Linked DNA regions of Homo sapiens: region 1 is linked to region 2. Evidence: chromatin contacts called from ENCODE Hi-C data. All regions are on one chromosome and are shown on one strand. The core of a region is the stretch at or near the end of the contact, and the rest is flanking DNA. Distances in the headings are between cores, read along the strand shown. Region 1 holds the start of SAMTOR (S-adenosylmethionine sensor upstream of mTORC1). Region 2 holds the start of LRRN3 (leucine rich repeat neuronal 3).

The links. Hi-C counts contacts between places; a loop is a spot of excess contacts on that map. Pooled maps may share reads with other maps.
Region 1: a pooled map shows a loop between it and region 2 (2.6-fold over the local background). The contact joins the promoter of SAMTOR here to the promoter of LRRN3 in region 2. A Hi-C loop is called at or near these places in 4 of 50 pooled maps.

What each region holds. Positions count from the first base shown.
Region 1 is chr7:112,935,571-112,943,114 of GRCh38, forward strand. SAMTOR (S-adenosylmethionine sensor upstream of mTORC1) reads right to left here and starts at 4,305. Exons shown (of 5, transcript NM_152556.3): 1 at 4,021-4,305. The coding sequence starts at 4,180. RefSeq lists a silencer at 4,134-4,233 and enhancers at 4,263-4,779, 4,434-4,773.
Region 2 is chr7:111,086,490-111,094,380 of GRCh38, forward strand. LRRN3 (leucine rich repeat neuronal 3) reads left to right here and starts at 4,638. Exons shown (of 3, transcript NM_001099658.2): 1 at 4,638-5,015. All of the region lies in intron 3 of IMMP2L (inner mitochondrial membrane peptidase subunit 2), which reads right to left.

The DNA.
Region 1 (7,544 bases), core at 3,055-5,554, 1.8 Mb after region 2:
TAGTACATACTTTTACTTTTTTTTGTGATTGATTTATAAGCTGCAGGTGTTTATGTGATAAACTGTTTTAAATCTGTTTGGTATGCAGAACAAGTAAATTCAGGGATTGAATAATTTGATAAAATGTCCCAAAGATATTCATAAGATAGGTTAAAAAAATAAAAACGAAATGGAATGAAAAGTGTACTTTTACTCCTGACAACTGCAGCCTTTTACATTTTCTTGGAATTTTTACATAAACGCTTTAAGTTTAGAAAGAGAAATGCCAGGCATAAAAGCAATCATTACAGGAATGGGTTCATGTGAATACGATTATGGAAAAAAAAAATCATACAAAGACAACCAAAAACACACATGGCTCTACTTCAGTTCTTGATTTGATACATATTTGTCAGGCTCATCTAATTAAATAATGAAGTCCCTGTTTGAAAAGCGAAACTAGTTTTTTTAATTAAAAAGCTGTCTATAACTCTTATACATTTAAAATATTTTTGGTTTACATGGAGGTCAAATTTTAAAAATTATGTATGCAAAGACAGAAAACACCTATATGTGCAAGCATATTTCCATTTATAAATATGGATCTATTCACTAGATAGTGAAAAACCTATCTTATGAATATCTTATGAATATAACCTCACTTTAAAAGACTGTCTCTTAACTATCAATGGCAGACACCAGAAATACCCCTTCGCATCACCACTGCTAGGCATCTCCCTACCATTTCTTTTTAGTAACTGCTTCAGATACGAGTGCTGCCTGGAACACACCTTTATCTCCAGTTCTCACTTTACCTTTAGACAAATTGGCACAGCATCTCTTAAGTGGTGAAACAAGGCAGGCCATAAACTGGGGAAGGAAAAAGTGGTAAACGAAAAGAGTGCATTAAGCCTACCTGCTACTCTTTACAACCCTGTTCACCCTTCCCCACCCCAAGCCTGTTCATCACCATCAACTAGCATCAGTTGGGCAAATGGTTGGAGAAGAGTGGAAAAAAATCTTTTCTTATCACAGCAAAAAAGAACAACACAACTTATTTTCATTGTTTTTCCTGTTTTATTTTCAATTCCACTAATAGAGATAAGGGAAAAGAAGGCTCTGTTCTCCAACCTCCCAGTCACTATCTATCCTGTCCTTAATATTCAATGGCTGTTTTGCCTCCTTATTCTACCCTAACTTATTTCCTTCCCTGCCATCTCTCCCCAAAAAACCCTCACCTTGTATAGCCCCAACTCAGCTAATCATACCTATCCTATGGATCATCCATTCCCATCAATTTATAACTTTTCACCTAATGGAAATTCTAGGGCCACTTCCTGCTTCTCATTTTCCCTCCTATTCTAACATTTGGAGTCACTAATATTAGGTTTGGAGTTGGGGGTGGGGAACCTATATTATTCCCATAAAATATGTATAGTATTAATAATGAACTACCAAAGCATCAAGAAAGTTATTTTAATATTTTTAGGACTCCGCTCACTTATCTGTAAAATGAAGAAGCTATTAGATCACCACTCTAATATCTGGCTGACAATTTCCAGTTCCTAATAATAGGGATCTTAAACTATAGATCTGAGGTAGAATACAGGAATTGTCTAAGAGGCACCCAGTTGAATCTGCTGATCAGCCATGTTTGGGAATCACTGCTAAATGCTAAGAGGTTCCTTCTAGTCTAAAACTCCAAGATCCTAAGCTGGAATTTTCACTGCATTTGCTGGTAGAAGAATTGTGATAAAAGGGGTACAGTTTCCATAGTTATTGGTGCTATAGTTCAGGTATGTTATTGATTCAATGGGCCTTTGCAGACTGATCTAGCACTTAAGCAATCTTCAGATTACAATAACAGCTGACTTGCAAATGAACTTGTAAAATATGTTTACAGACTGGGGACCATCAGCACAATACTAAGTCCTCAAAGTAAAACACTAAAAATTATTTCCTTAGTATTATTATGTGCACAGAGTTTTTCACAGATGACTTTTTTACTACTAATATTTAGCCTATATGTCAGAAATAAAGGTAGAAGGAGCATGCTCATTAGGATCACTTATTCTGCTAATTCACTGATGGGGCTTTGTATATCATTCAAGCAAAGCCTAGAGAAGTCTAGATCACCGGTGAAATTCAGGGTATTAAAGCGCCTAAAGAATAGTCTCATTCAAATGTTTAAACTGCCAGGACTTTAACTCCCCAGAAGCATACTAGATCATTCACTTATGAACTCCATGTATCTATTCTAGATCTGGTAACTTCCGATTCTCATAAACAAGAGTTCCTGTGGTTAATACTCAGGCTTAAAACATGGTTAAACATGTGGGAACTAAGCACATATAAACAGCACTTGAAGAGATGCCACATTAGTGTGTTAATTTGAGTGGAACCTATTCATTTATGAATAAATGAATAATGAAATTATTAAAAGGTAAAAATAGAAATGGAATTCTATGCTAGTCATTTTTCTCTTTAGAAAGATGCACTTAAATTTGTACAAAATAGCAGGATAAATTGCAGGAAAATGTGTCCATTTATTTCCTAATCTCTCCAAATAACATAAAATCTACAGTGAATTCCATTATGTAAGAGCATTCTTTGAATATCAAGAATGATGCAGTTGTTGCTATGGTAACTACTCATTTTATTGACTAAATTGTGGGTTTGGGTAGCATTCTTTCAAAAAACATATTTTACCATCCTAAGTAGGTCTGATAAGACTCTTTCTATTGCTATCTGTTAAACAATAACTACAAGCCCCATTTGGGGATGATTAAACAGCCTCTATTAAAAGCTAAGCTTGATTTGCTAAGGAAAGAAACCTTTAAAGTTTGAAAAATGAAACATATCAACTACATTCAAAAGAACAAAGGATACTTAGTTTTAACTTTCTAGAGTAGTTGAAACGTGTGTATAAATCAACAGTAACATGATCTTACCTGTCTGTATTCCTTCACTGCCATAATTTTCCTTCTAATCCTAAATTATTAACTAAGTATAGGACTAACACCAGAAGGCTGCTGACTTTTCAGTTTGCAATTAAGCTAAAATGAGAACCAGTGGAAAGCTTTCCTCATTTCGATACTCAGGAGAAGTCTCTCTCCCAAGCCTATGAAAACAGAATTTTCACTGTCAAAATCTTATAAAACAGCTGTGTACAAAAGCCTATATTTAAAGATATCAAGGATAACTGTAGACTCCAACTATAAACACTCTTCAGGCACAGGCAAAAGCCACTAAGGCTTCTTCCCCTATGAGCTTCCACAGAGGGGGTTCTCACCGGAACCCCATCCATGGAAGCCGAGGGTGGGCTTTATCGGCAGGTGTCTTTAGGAGGCTTCCAATACAAACGGTATTTTCAGAACCTGCCCAGATCTCTTCCTCATCGCCTAAATAAACAGTTAAGACCAAGTATTTAAGAAATGGGAGTGGGGGCCACGAGTGTAGCCCGCCCCCTTTTAACAATGTGAAGTCCAGTCAGCTAAAAGGCCTGCTGGCTTCCCAGCCCTGGAAGCCAATGCGAGGAAGGCTCGGCATGGTTGTAGGAATGAAGTACTAGGAAGGGGGTCTGATAAGGAAGCAAATGGTACAGCCGGTAGGTCAAGCGTAAAGGAGGGACAACTCAGGTTTCTTTTCGTCTTTTACAAATGGATTTTACCTGTCTTGTTTTACCTCGGCGTCTCTTGCAAAAAGCGACCCCCACCTCCTCTGTGAGCGTGTATGTGTTTGTGTGTGCCGAGACAACAACCTCAGCACCCCGGCTGGGGACAGGGGCTTGGAGGGGGTGGGGACTCAATTCCTTTACAGGCCTAGAACTCTCCCGAAGGGCCCTCAAAGAAAAGGGGGCGGGGAGGAGCGCGTCTGATGCCGACTAGGGGGCTCAGACCAGGCCCGGGAGAGCAGCAGCGGCTGGGGGGACGTGCAGATCCTTTACATTTTAATGGTGGCCTCTTTGGAGGAGGGAAGAGGTGACAAGCGGTTGGGGGTGATGAGGCCTCCCCTTCCTCCCTCACTCAGCGCGCTGTTTACCTTCTCGGTACTTCTTGCGGAGCCGCCGGTGGACGCTCTTCACCACACCGGAGAGCTTCTCCTGCTCCAGTTTCCGCTCCTGCTCCCGGGGCGGCGGAGTGTTCGGGGACCCGGCCCTCTGCGCACGAGCAGTATTTCGGCCGCCGGCCCCTGGCTCCATATCGCAGCCGCCGCCGCCGCCGCCGCCCCTCAGGCCCCCGCAGACGCTCCCCAGATGGAGGAGGTGGGGTAGGAGGAGGGAGCTGCGGAGGCAGCAGCCAGAGGAGGCAGAGGAACCGGAGCGACAGCCTTGGAGGTGGACCCTCACCCAAAAGTGCAAACTGATTGGTGGATTTTGAGGGCTGGGCGGAAACGGAAAAGGCTAAGGGCCAATGGGCAGAAAGCGCCGGCGGCGAACCCGGTTGTTTGGGAAGGCGAGCAGCTGGAGGAGGCGGAGCTTGCGGGGATAGGGAGGCTGAGGCAGTGGGAGCTCCAGGCCTGGGTGCTCATCTCTTCCCCACCCTCCCCGGATTCTGTGCGCAGGCGCTGTGGCTCGGCCTCGGGAGACGAGCTGTGAGCAACGCGCTTGCGCGTCTCAGTTTGCTTAGTTTGGGCTTTTTTACAGCTCGGCTTTCTGATGTCTTCCATCATTTTCATCCCCTACACTTTATAATCTGTTGCGATGCGGCCAGGGTGCTCTGCTTGAACCTCCGCTGCACCTTGTCACATGTAGGTTCCCTTTAGTTACTTGCGCTTTGAGATGACGTTACACTTCAGGGACCTCAAGCACACAAGCATTCTAAGGCTCAAGGAGAGGTCTGGCTACCAAATGCTAATTTAATTCTCAGGTCGACAATGGTTTATGCCTGCAGTACTACTGCTGGGCAAAGGACATAGAAAATGCGAAAAGGAGAGGGCCAAGAAAAGCAACAGGAGATGCAGGAGGACAATAAGGAACGATGGAAAACTCACAGCAGATGCCCTCAAGAACTTTTGTAGTGACCACGGTGTTAATAAGCAGCCTTCCCTGATCTTATTCGCATCAGCACTCTGAGCTTTTATGGTCAGCTCAGGTGACCTCCTGTCCTTTAATTTGGAGAGTTAGTCTATGCGGAGTGTATCTAAGTGGGTTTGGTAACCTGTTCACCCTCCTCCACTTCTTTTCCATCTCTTGGGGAACGCGATTGTTGACTTCTGTCCCAGAAAGGTGGAACACTGCTCTCTGGAGAGAGGTAGACTGCATTGGCTCCTGAAGTGGTACTGAGGCTGCTGGAGTGTCAGAGATTGAATAGACTGAGAGCCCCTAATGAGTTGTGTTGGATTGTGTACCACTTCCCCATTGCAGGTGTTGGTTACGTGACAGTCTATGGAAATGATTGCAATGGTAACATTTTGATAATGATTTTCTAACTACGAATAAAGCTTGCATTATGTAACTGTTTTATATGCTACCTTCTTTATATTGAATACGCTGAAGAGCAAAGAATTATACACACTGTCTAGGACACAGGAGAAGCGGGAGGTGAAGGGAGATTGATGGAATTTAAAGGCGGAAGATGTGTCCCTACAGCACAGTGAAGAGACAGATCAAACACAAAGACAAGGACATATAAACTTCAAAAGAACTCCTTATAATTATGAAGAGAAGTTAAGCGGAAGTGCCTAATAAATTGAAAATATGGTGGTCTTATTTGGGGGAATTTCATTTGGGAAGAAAGGGGAGCTTGAATTACATGTCTCTTTTGGCTCTTTCCATATTTTAATACATATGGAAGGCAAATAATGGTGCAGATATTCGAAAGATACAATGATAGTAAAAAGAGCATTAAATTTCACTTGTGCTGAACTGTAGTTTTATTTTTTAAAAAAGAACTTTTCAGCATAATACTAGCAAATGAACTTTTAAGGCCTCTTAACTGAAGATGTTCACTGAAGGAAATTTGGAAAATACAGAAAAGAGTAAAGAAAATAAGACATCTGGACTGAGAGATAACAACTTAACATTTTTTCTTTGTTTGTATATACTAATTTCAAATAGGATATTTCTTGATGCCTATGTGGCAATCTATTGTATGAATAGCCTACTATTTCATTAACCAATTCCCAGTTATTGTAGATTTATGTTTTTTCCAGCTTTTTTGTATTACAGATAATGTCATGACAAACACATTTGCACACAAGTATTTGTCCATTTCTTTAATTATACATTCCATCAGGCTAAATTCCTAAAAGTTCAATTTCTGAAGCAAAGGGTCAAACATGTTAGGGTTTTGATGTATATTATGAAATTGCCTTTTCTGAAAGATAGTAGCAGTTTATGCCATGTCCACTAGTACCTATGGGTGTTTATTTCATTGCACCCTTACCAAAGGTAGGTATTACAATTTACAAAGTCATTAATGAGATTTTAAAAACATGTCTATTTTTTAAATAAATATGTGGAATTTCCTGCTGTTTCGTAACTAGCTATTCTTATTGGTATAATATTTAACTTAAAATACCAACGTAAGAATAAATAAAAGGAACTTATTTAAGACTATCTAGTTGTTGTTGTTCAAGCAGATTGAAGAGTCCTACCTTTTAAAATTACTTTTTGACTTCACACTTTCTTGAAAAGCAACCGAAGAAATAACAATTGGACAGCCAGATTTTATTTTAAAGAAAATGAAATCTTTTTATTTTCTTTAAATTTTTTATTTAAAAAATGTTTTATTTAAAATTTTCATTTAAAAAATTTTAAATTTTTTATTATAAAATAAAGATTTTATTTTAAAAATAAAAATAAGATTTATTTTATTTTATTTTATTTTATTTTATTTTATTTTATTTTGAGATGGAGTTTCACTCTTGTTGCCCAGGCTGGAGTGCAGTGGCGCATTCTCGGCTCACTGCAACCTCCGCCTCCTAGGTTCAAACGATTCTCCTGCCTCAGCCTCCCGAGTAGGTGGGATTACAGGCATGCGCCACCATGCCCGGCTAATTCTGTATTTATAGTAGAGACGGGGTTTCTCCATATTGGTCAGGCCAGTCTCAAACTCCCGACCTCAGGTGATCCACCCACCTTGGCCTCCCAAAGTGCTGGGATTACAGGCGTGAGCCACGGCGCCAGGCACAGATTTTATTTTAAAGATGCGTGAATTCAAATGAGGTATAGGCCAACATGTCCTGAGAAATATTTTAAGGTGATTTTTTTTCCACTGACTATCCACCACAGCACAAAAGGGAGTTTATAACTACTTTCCTCCTGTGTAGTTAGCAATATTACAAAAAGCTTTCTATCTGTTAAGGTTGCTGAGGAGTCATAATGGAATTCTCCATTTAAGTGAAACAACAGTCCTAATTGCTGATAAAATGGATTCACTGAAGGAAGCAGGCTTGGTGCCATATTCAATGAGCATATCCTATGCCCAGGAAAATGTCAGCAACTTTCCCCACTTTGTGGTGACAGGTTTTTATTTACTGTAAATATCTTGTTTTAAAAAATTCTCTCATTATTTTAAATGCCTGTTAGGGAAAGAGGATGTTGGAATAAAACACTCTTCACT
Region 2 (7,891 bases), core at 3,388-5,887:
TAAGAACCTCTGTTTTTCTCCAATTCTACTTTCCAAAACTCCTTTGAAAAAGAAAATGAGAACTCTGACCCAACTTGCTTTAGTTCAACATTCTAACAAACAGTCAGTAGTACTACTACTCACCTTACATCATGTTTCTAACTGAATTGAGAACTAATCTGTTATTAGAATTAGACCACAAAGGACAAAGTCATTGAAGACCTTCCTAGCACAATGTCAGCCCCTCACCATCAGTGACTCATTCATATGTATTTAGCTTTCTGAGCATATCGACTCATTTTTTCCACTAGGCACTGCATTTCTTCAGAGCTCTACTTCTCAAATCATGACAGCAATAAAAATTCCGTCATCAAACCTGAACAACCACTACTGTATAAAAGCAACCACTGTCTTGTGCATAAAACTAATTCCTTTTTAAAAATAGTATTTTATTTTTGGCATCCCTTGTTGCTGACTATATTGCATTGGTTGGCTCAGCCATCCATCAAGCATTCATTTATTTTACAAGTGAATATTGAGTACCTTGTGCAGTAGAAAGAGCTTTGGCTCTGTAAGCAGACAGAACTGAGTTCAAATTTTAGCCTCATTATTTAATAGTTTTGGGACATTGGGCAAGTAAGCTAGCTTCTTTCAGCCAATGTTTCTACACTGCCAATTGAAGGTAAAAATATCTATCTTTGCCGGGCGCGGTGGCTCACGCCTGTAATCTCAGCACTTTGGGAGGCTGTGGCGGGCTGATCACGAGGTCAGGAGATCGAGACCATCATGGATAACATGGTGAAACCCCATGTCTACTAAAAATACAAAAAATTTGCAGGGCATGGTGGCACGCGCCTATAGTCCCAGCTACCAGGGAGGCTGAGGCAGGAGAATCACTTGAACCCGGAAGGTGTTGGTTGCAGTGAGCCGAGATCGTGCCACTGCACTCCAGCTTGGGCAACAGAGCAAGACTCCATCTTAAAAAAAGAAAAAAAAAAAAAAACAACGAAACACTAGAATAGCTATAATTCAACTGGAATAGGTATAATTTATATATCAATCCCAATTTGAATAGAATATTTTTGAAGTTAATATATATAAAATATACAAATATATGTTAGTGCTCGACAGATGTTATTTTATCCATTTTATATGCATTGTGGAGCTTAAAAACTTAACAAGACATATACTCCCTCTAGGAGAATCTTATATGCTAAAAGGGGAAACAGGTAAAATTACAGAAACAATTATAATACCAAAAAAATGGTAAGTAATAAGAGCGATAAAGAGTGCTATTGTGGGTCAAATGAGAGATTATATCTTGTTAAAGGAGGAAAACAATGACCATGATAACAATGACCACTACCATAATAATGCCAGTAATAATGTCAAACATTTGTTCAAGACTACTATATTTCAGCACTTTTCTAAACCCGGTATACATATTAACTGTTTTAATGTTCATAACAATTCTAGGAGAAAAATGACATGCAGAGATAATACTTTTAAACCAAGATGCACGATGATACTTAACAGAGATGATACTTAACATGATGCTCAGAGTCTCTAGGAAGTGGCAAGGTAAGGATTCAAACCCAGACATTGTGGCTCTAAAACCCACATTCTACCGACTGTCCAGGCTACTTTTCTAAGAAAAGCACACAGGCGAATAAAGCCCAGGATTTGATGAAATAGCAATAAACAAGTTAAAAATCCCAACCACTAAGTCAGTGAATATCTACTGTACCCAATATTTTCTTATTTGATGATGAAGGCAAAACTCTTTCAGTATAATTTAAGGGTTGTAATTATTCATTTACATTTTAAAACCATTTCAATACATTTCCATTAAAACTCAGTATTCATCTAGGAAACCCTGTAGACATTTCCTACAATGTAGGTAACATGTACAACCATGTAATACTGTGGTTTACAATGTGAAATTTCTCTGAAGCTTTAGTGCCTTCTAAAGGAAGAAACTTAAAAAAAAATGAAGGGAGAGAAGGAGGGAGAGTAAGAAGAAGGAAGAAAAGAAGGAGAAGAAGGAAAAGAAGAATTAGCAGAGACCTGTCAATCATCCAGTAGATGATAGGGTAATATGGTGGAAAAAACCTGGAATACCTGAGGGGCTCTATCCTGGCTTTAATGTGCCAACTGTGTGCTAAGATTCCATGGTTCTCATTTGATGATCACTCACAATTGTATTAATTCAAAAACCCTAAAATCCTTACTGTATTACAATGTAACGTCTTCATATGGTACTTCATTATATAGATGTGATACCAAAATAATTTTTTCATGTATCTTTGGAGAGAGCCACATTTCATATTTACAGTTAAGGACTGAACGCCCTGATAAGTGAAAAAACACCCAAAACACACACTGATTCCATAAAGCTGCTGATGCTCTTGGAACAAGATAGAAATTCCAGTCAAAGAACAGAATCGCCATCCTTTTCATCCAAAGCCAGAGTCATTTTCTCTTTCACATTAAAATCTCATTTCTAGTGCTCCATGATATTAAATTTATAAAAATGAGTATAAAATATTTTAAATTTATCATGTACCTACATTAAAAGGACAATTGCAGGAAGAGCACTCTGATCTCCCACTTTCAAAAGAGTGATCATTTAGTTAAAACAACTTCCTATGAAATAATGTAAGATAACATATAAATGGCTACCTTTAACAATTCTAACTGAATCAAAACTGAAAAGATTTTTTCTTGATTTCTGAAACAGACTGAAATTTAAGATATTAGGTATGACTGCAGTTTCATTTAAAAACCAAGAGAGGAGTTTAATCATGTATCTGACTATCACAACTTACCTTCATTATGGGAGTGCATTATAATTGGTTTGATTACTGGACTTGTCAATTATACAGTCAATACCAATCAATGAAAATTAATCACTTAAGATACCATGGCATAAATAAAAATTCTCTTTTTACAAATAATTATCACAATTTTAAGATTATTCTTCCATATGTGGAAATAAATCCTGCAGATACTGAAATAATTTGGAATATTAAAGAAACTAAGATTTGCTAGATTAAAATTAAGGGGTAAGAAGGATGATTATTACTATTATTAAAAGTACATTAAATTATATGTAAATATACTCTAACACAACATCCCAACACTCAACCATGATCCCTAACATACAGAACTGACTCAGTGCTTTCTGAGTAAATACTAGAGTATCCAGTAAATAATAAAACCTTACAATAATATTCTGAAATAAGTATTAGGTTAAATGAGATGCTACTTTTATCTTGAACTTATTTTGATTCATTTGAATAAATTCTTATAGAAAAAAACATTTGGGAACTGTTTCTAGAAAACTACAGAGTGAAAATATTCAGTATTTAAAGACAAGCCTACTGTTTAAAATTTTTCCTGGTATTATTATTATTATAATAACTGCAAACTATTGTTCTATGTCATGTCAATAAGCACTTAAGGAGCAATTAGATGTGAAGGTTTTGTTTTTTTTTTCCTAAGTAAATCTAATAAGTGCCATTTCTCTTTACTCCACTAGAGGGTAGTCTCTCAAAACTGGGGTTGGAGTCATGACTAGCCTGCTTTTGACCTGTTGATATATTAATCCTCATGTTCCATTCTCCTCAACAAGATGTTTCTCTAGTATACTAATTAAGGTTGTAAAACATGCATTTTTAAAACTGCTTTTTGATTTTTCATGTATGTTCTTTCAGAAATATGCACTGCTATGTGTTTCTGTGTTTTCCAAATTTCTGGTAATTAATAAAAATGTTTTACATGTATGGCTTATATAGTATATTTTCCTGGGAAATATCCTTTCAGAGTTAATAGGCCTAAGAATAAAGATAGTCTTTTAAATAATTTAACTTATTACAATCGAAATATTTCCCCAGAGTGGTAAAAAATACATCCTAAATACACACACACACTCACAGATACACAAACACACCTACACATGTACCCATTCATATGTAGCTCCTAGATTTATTACATCATATAAAGAGAAGTCAGTGAGTATAATTAGAAATACATATTTTTAAAAAGTACCCCCTCAAATGCCAATGTTGTGAATTACAGAGAGGCAAATATATGCTTTATTTTAAAAATCTGGTCAATCCAGACAAGAAATGTCATTGCTAAAAAAAAAAAAAAAAAAGTGTTATTGAACACCAAGCACATATGCTAAATTAAGTAGGATCTATAGAGAACCAAATGCCACTCAAAACAGTTGCAAGCTTCTCTTCTTAAATAATGCAGTCATTGCTGAACTTCAGAGACGGAGTTGGAGGTTTGAGTCTCTACCAGGTGTTTTTAATATTTAGGAAATCCTTATCAGTAGTGTGTCCTCTCTATTTGCAGACTGAAAACATATTTCTCTGAATGACTGATAACCTAAAATTGAGAAAACTTGTCAAAAATTCCCAACATTCCCTCAGAAAGGAAAAAAAAGAAGGAAAATGATACCTAGGAAAACATGCAAGCCTGTTTCATTTATTTGTATCCTAAGCAGCAGTGTCATAGAACAGACAGTTTGTTTCAGCCAACCAGACTGGAGCAGCTGCGAGTGCTACATCTTGGCTGTCTGAAGCGATTGGCTCCTCTCTGGGGAGTGGAGGGTGTTCAGTTATTAATGACCGCTGAGCAGGCAGCACCATGTCAGTGTGACAACTGATCGGGTGAACGATGCACCACTAACCACCATGGAAACAAGGAAAAATAAAGCCAGCTCACAGGATCTCTCTTCACTGGATTGAGAGCCTCAGCCTGCCGACTGAGAAAAAGAGTTCCAGGAAAAAGAAGGAATCCCGGCTGCAGCCTCCTGCCTTCCTTTATATTTTAAAATAGAGAGATAAGATTGCGTGCATGTGTGCATATCTATAGTATATATTTTGTACACTTTGTTACACAGACACACAAATGCACCTATTTATACCGGGCAAGAACACAACCATGTGATTATCTCAACCAAGGAACTGAGGAATCCAGCACGCAAGGACATCGGAGGTGGGCTAGCACTGAAACTGCTTTTCAAGGTAAGTTTAAAATACACATATATTTTAAAATACGTTCTATTTCTTGTCTCTTCGATGATCATGTTTTTACACCTAAATCCTCCTTTGATGTCTTCTTCTTGTCTGAATTCTAAGAGCATTTTTCTTTTATTGCACTTTTGAGAAGAAATTCACATGCAAAACCCAGCTGGCTCTGTGTGTGCCTAGCTGTGTTTGTGAGATTCTCCAACATGCATTTTACTAGCTTGAATGCCCATTAGAGGATGTGAGTGGGAGAGAAAAAGCAGTGTTGGGGGGAGGAGAAAAAGGAGGGAGACAGAAGAGAAGGGAACAGTGGGGGAGAAGAGAGGAGGAGAGGGAGAGAGAAGGAGATGGGGAAGAGAGAAGACAGAGAGGAGACAGAGAGGAGAGGAGAGTCACGGGTGATGGGGTGCAATTTTCCTTTTTCTTCACATTATTTGTAGTGAAAAGCAGATCACACATTATTCTCTGTTTTGAAATCAACCCACCAAATGGGGCATTTTTATTTTGTCTCATCCAGTGGATGCAAATTAAGGCAAATGCTGTTGTATGTTAAGAGCTAAACCACTAAGCAGAGTAGCAGAATGAGCATATCACAAACAGTTATTGAATTTCTGCCAGGCTACATCTTACGGACTGGGGTAAATGACTTCCCTTTAATAACATCCCCTCGCTGGTCTGAAGGGACAGTGCAAATGTCTGATTGCTAATGCAGCTGGAACTGCCACACACTAGGTGAAAGGATCCCATGAACCAGAAGAGTTCTAATCTTTGGTAATTAACAGGATCACAGCAGGATGGCTTTAAAGTACATTTCCTATTTAAGAAAATTGTTTGTTCTAACCAACTGCTATATTCCCTTTGCTGTTGTTGAGCTGGATGGCTTAATTCGGCTCTAATTTATTCATTTTTAACAATATGTCCTTGTTTCTCTGCCTCTAATTTCAGTGAAAGCAGGCTATGAATATGAGTAGAACCGTCCTAATTTAGTGAAAAGGGGATAATGTGAAAACAAAAATAGAAGTAAAGGTTCAAAATATCTACCTAGAAAATAGTGTGCTCTGGTACCATAAATATTACTGATATATTTCTCATCTTTAGTTTCAGAAGCAATGCCTTTGAGACAGAATTACTCTCAGTAAACTCTATGAGCATCCATGTATTGATGATTCATGGAATTCAGTGTGGGTTAATTTTTACTTCCAATCTTGTAAAGGGAAGCCAGCTACTTAGAATATGCTTTCAAACAGACAACACCAATTGAGGATATTCATGGAAACATTCACTGCCCTCTTTACTGGGTCCTGGAAAGACAGTAAAAGAAACCTAGCATTTGTATTTCATCTTCTGGAGCTCTCTCCTGCCTTCTTTTAGTTCAACTAACCACACAGTTAACAGAGTCAGCTTCTTTGAAACTGTGGGTTATTTTTTTCCACAACTGTGATTTCAGAGCTATTATTGGTTTCCTAGTTTGTAATATAAGCCAAAGCAAAAAGACAATAACCAGCCACTTAGATCCTGCCACTTTCCCATAAATGTGTCAAAAAAATGAGTCAGTTTACAACATGTAATATAAGAAGTCAATTAATTCCAGTGACCTTTGTAAATGATGACAATAAAGCAGCTCTGACAATATGCCAGTGGCTTCGATTTTCTCTCTGTAAGATGAACAAGTTTAAGAAGAGGGTTCCTGCTCAGAGAAAAATGAAAGGTGCTGAAGCATCAGCTTGCAATATTGGCAGCTTTGCTCGCTCTGCCTCAAATGCCACATGCAATCTATAAAAAAAACCAAAATGATTTATTACAAAAAGGAAAAAGTGTTTTATTTGCTTTTCTGCTATTTATTAAAAGTGCTGCTTTTGAAACAGACCAGATCTGATATTTTGAGGTACCTCCTAAGTTCCTAACCAAGAGGAAAAGACTTGAAGTAGATACTCAACCCTCTGATTTCAAACTCCTATATAATGTAGCATTGCAGTATTTAATTCAGTTTTTCTTAGACCTTTTCCAGGGAAAGTTTGCATGCCAGACACACATTCTTAAATCTAACCCGCCTTATTTTAAAATTGCAATAGATGACACCTAAGAACAGTGGATTCACTCTTTAACCTTAGTAAAGCTCACATACATATTTTGTGGATTACAGAGATCAGTAATGTGCCCACTTCAGTCTGAGAAATACCAACACTCCAGGCCCCCGGTGTTGCCACTCAGTGTGTGCCAGTGAGTTTGGTGATTTGATCAGCACCTACGAATGCCAGATGATGGACATTTGTGTATGACTGGAAGATTTACCCATAGTCTCCCCAAATCATGTAACTATACCAGAAATAGCACCTTCCTGGCAAGACAATTCAAAGGACCATTTTTTTCAGGGTGTCGCTTGTCACAGGCAACATGCTGAGTTAGAATGCTGATGAGTAGGTGGAATTTTTTATTTGGAGGTGGTGGTTGTTGTTGTTAATGGCTTAATAAACGGTGCTACCAGCCTTCCAGGCCAGCAATTTAGTGACCTACAAAAAAGGTGATCAACTTATGATGCACTAACTATATTTCACTGTTTCTTTGTTCTTTCCTTTTTTGTAACATCTTTTGCTTTCGCCATGTGATGGGTTTGATGTTTCACTCCTCCCCCCGAATCTGAATTTTTTTGGGGTGTAACATTCCTGTGTAACATGGCACTATGGTATTTATTACAATCTAAGTTGATCAGAAAGCTCTATAACCGGAGTTTCGTTTTAAAAAAACACTTATGTAAGTTAAATGTTATTACTTAATTAGCAGCCCCTGAAAATGGGCAGAGGTGAGGTATCTGTTGGTGAATCTGAAGGAGATCATTAAAAGAAAGCTAATAGTAGACTAAAAAATGAGTTCCT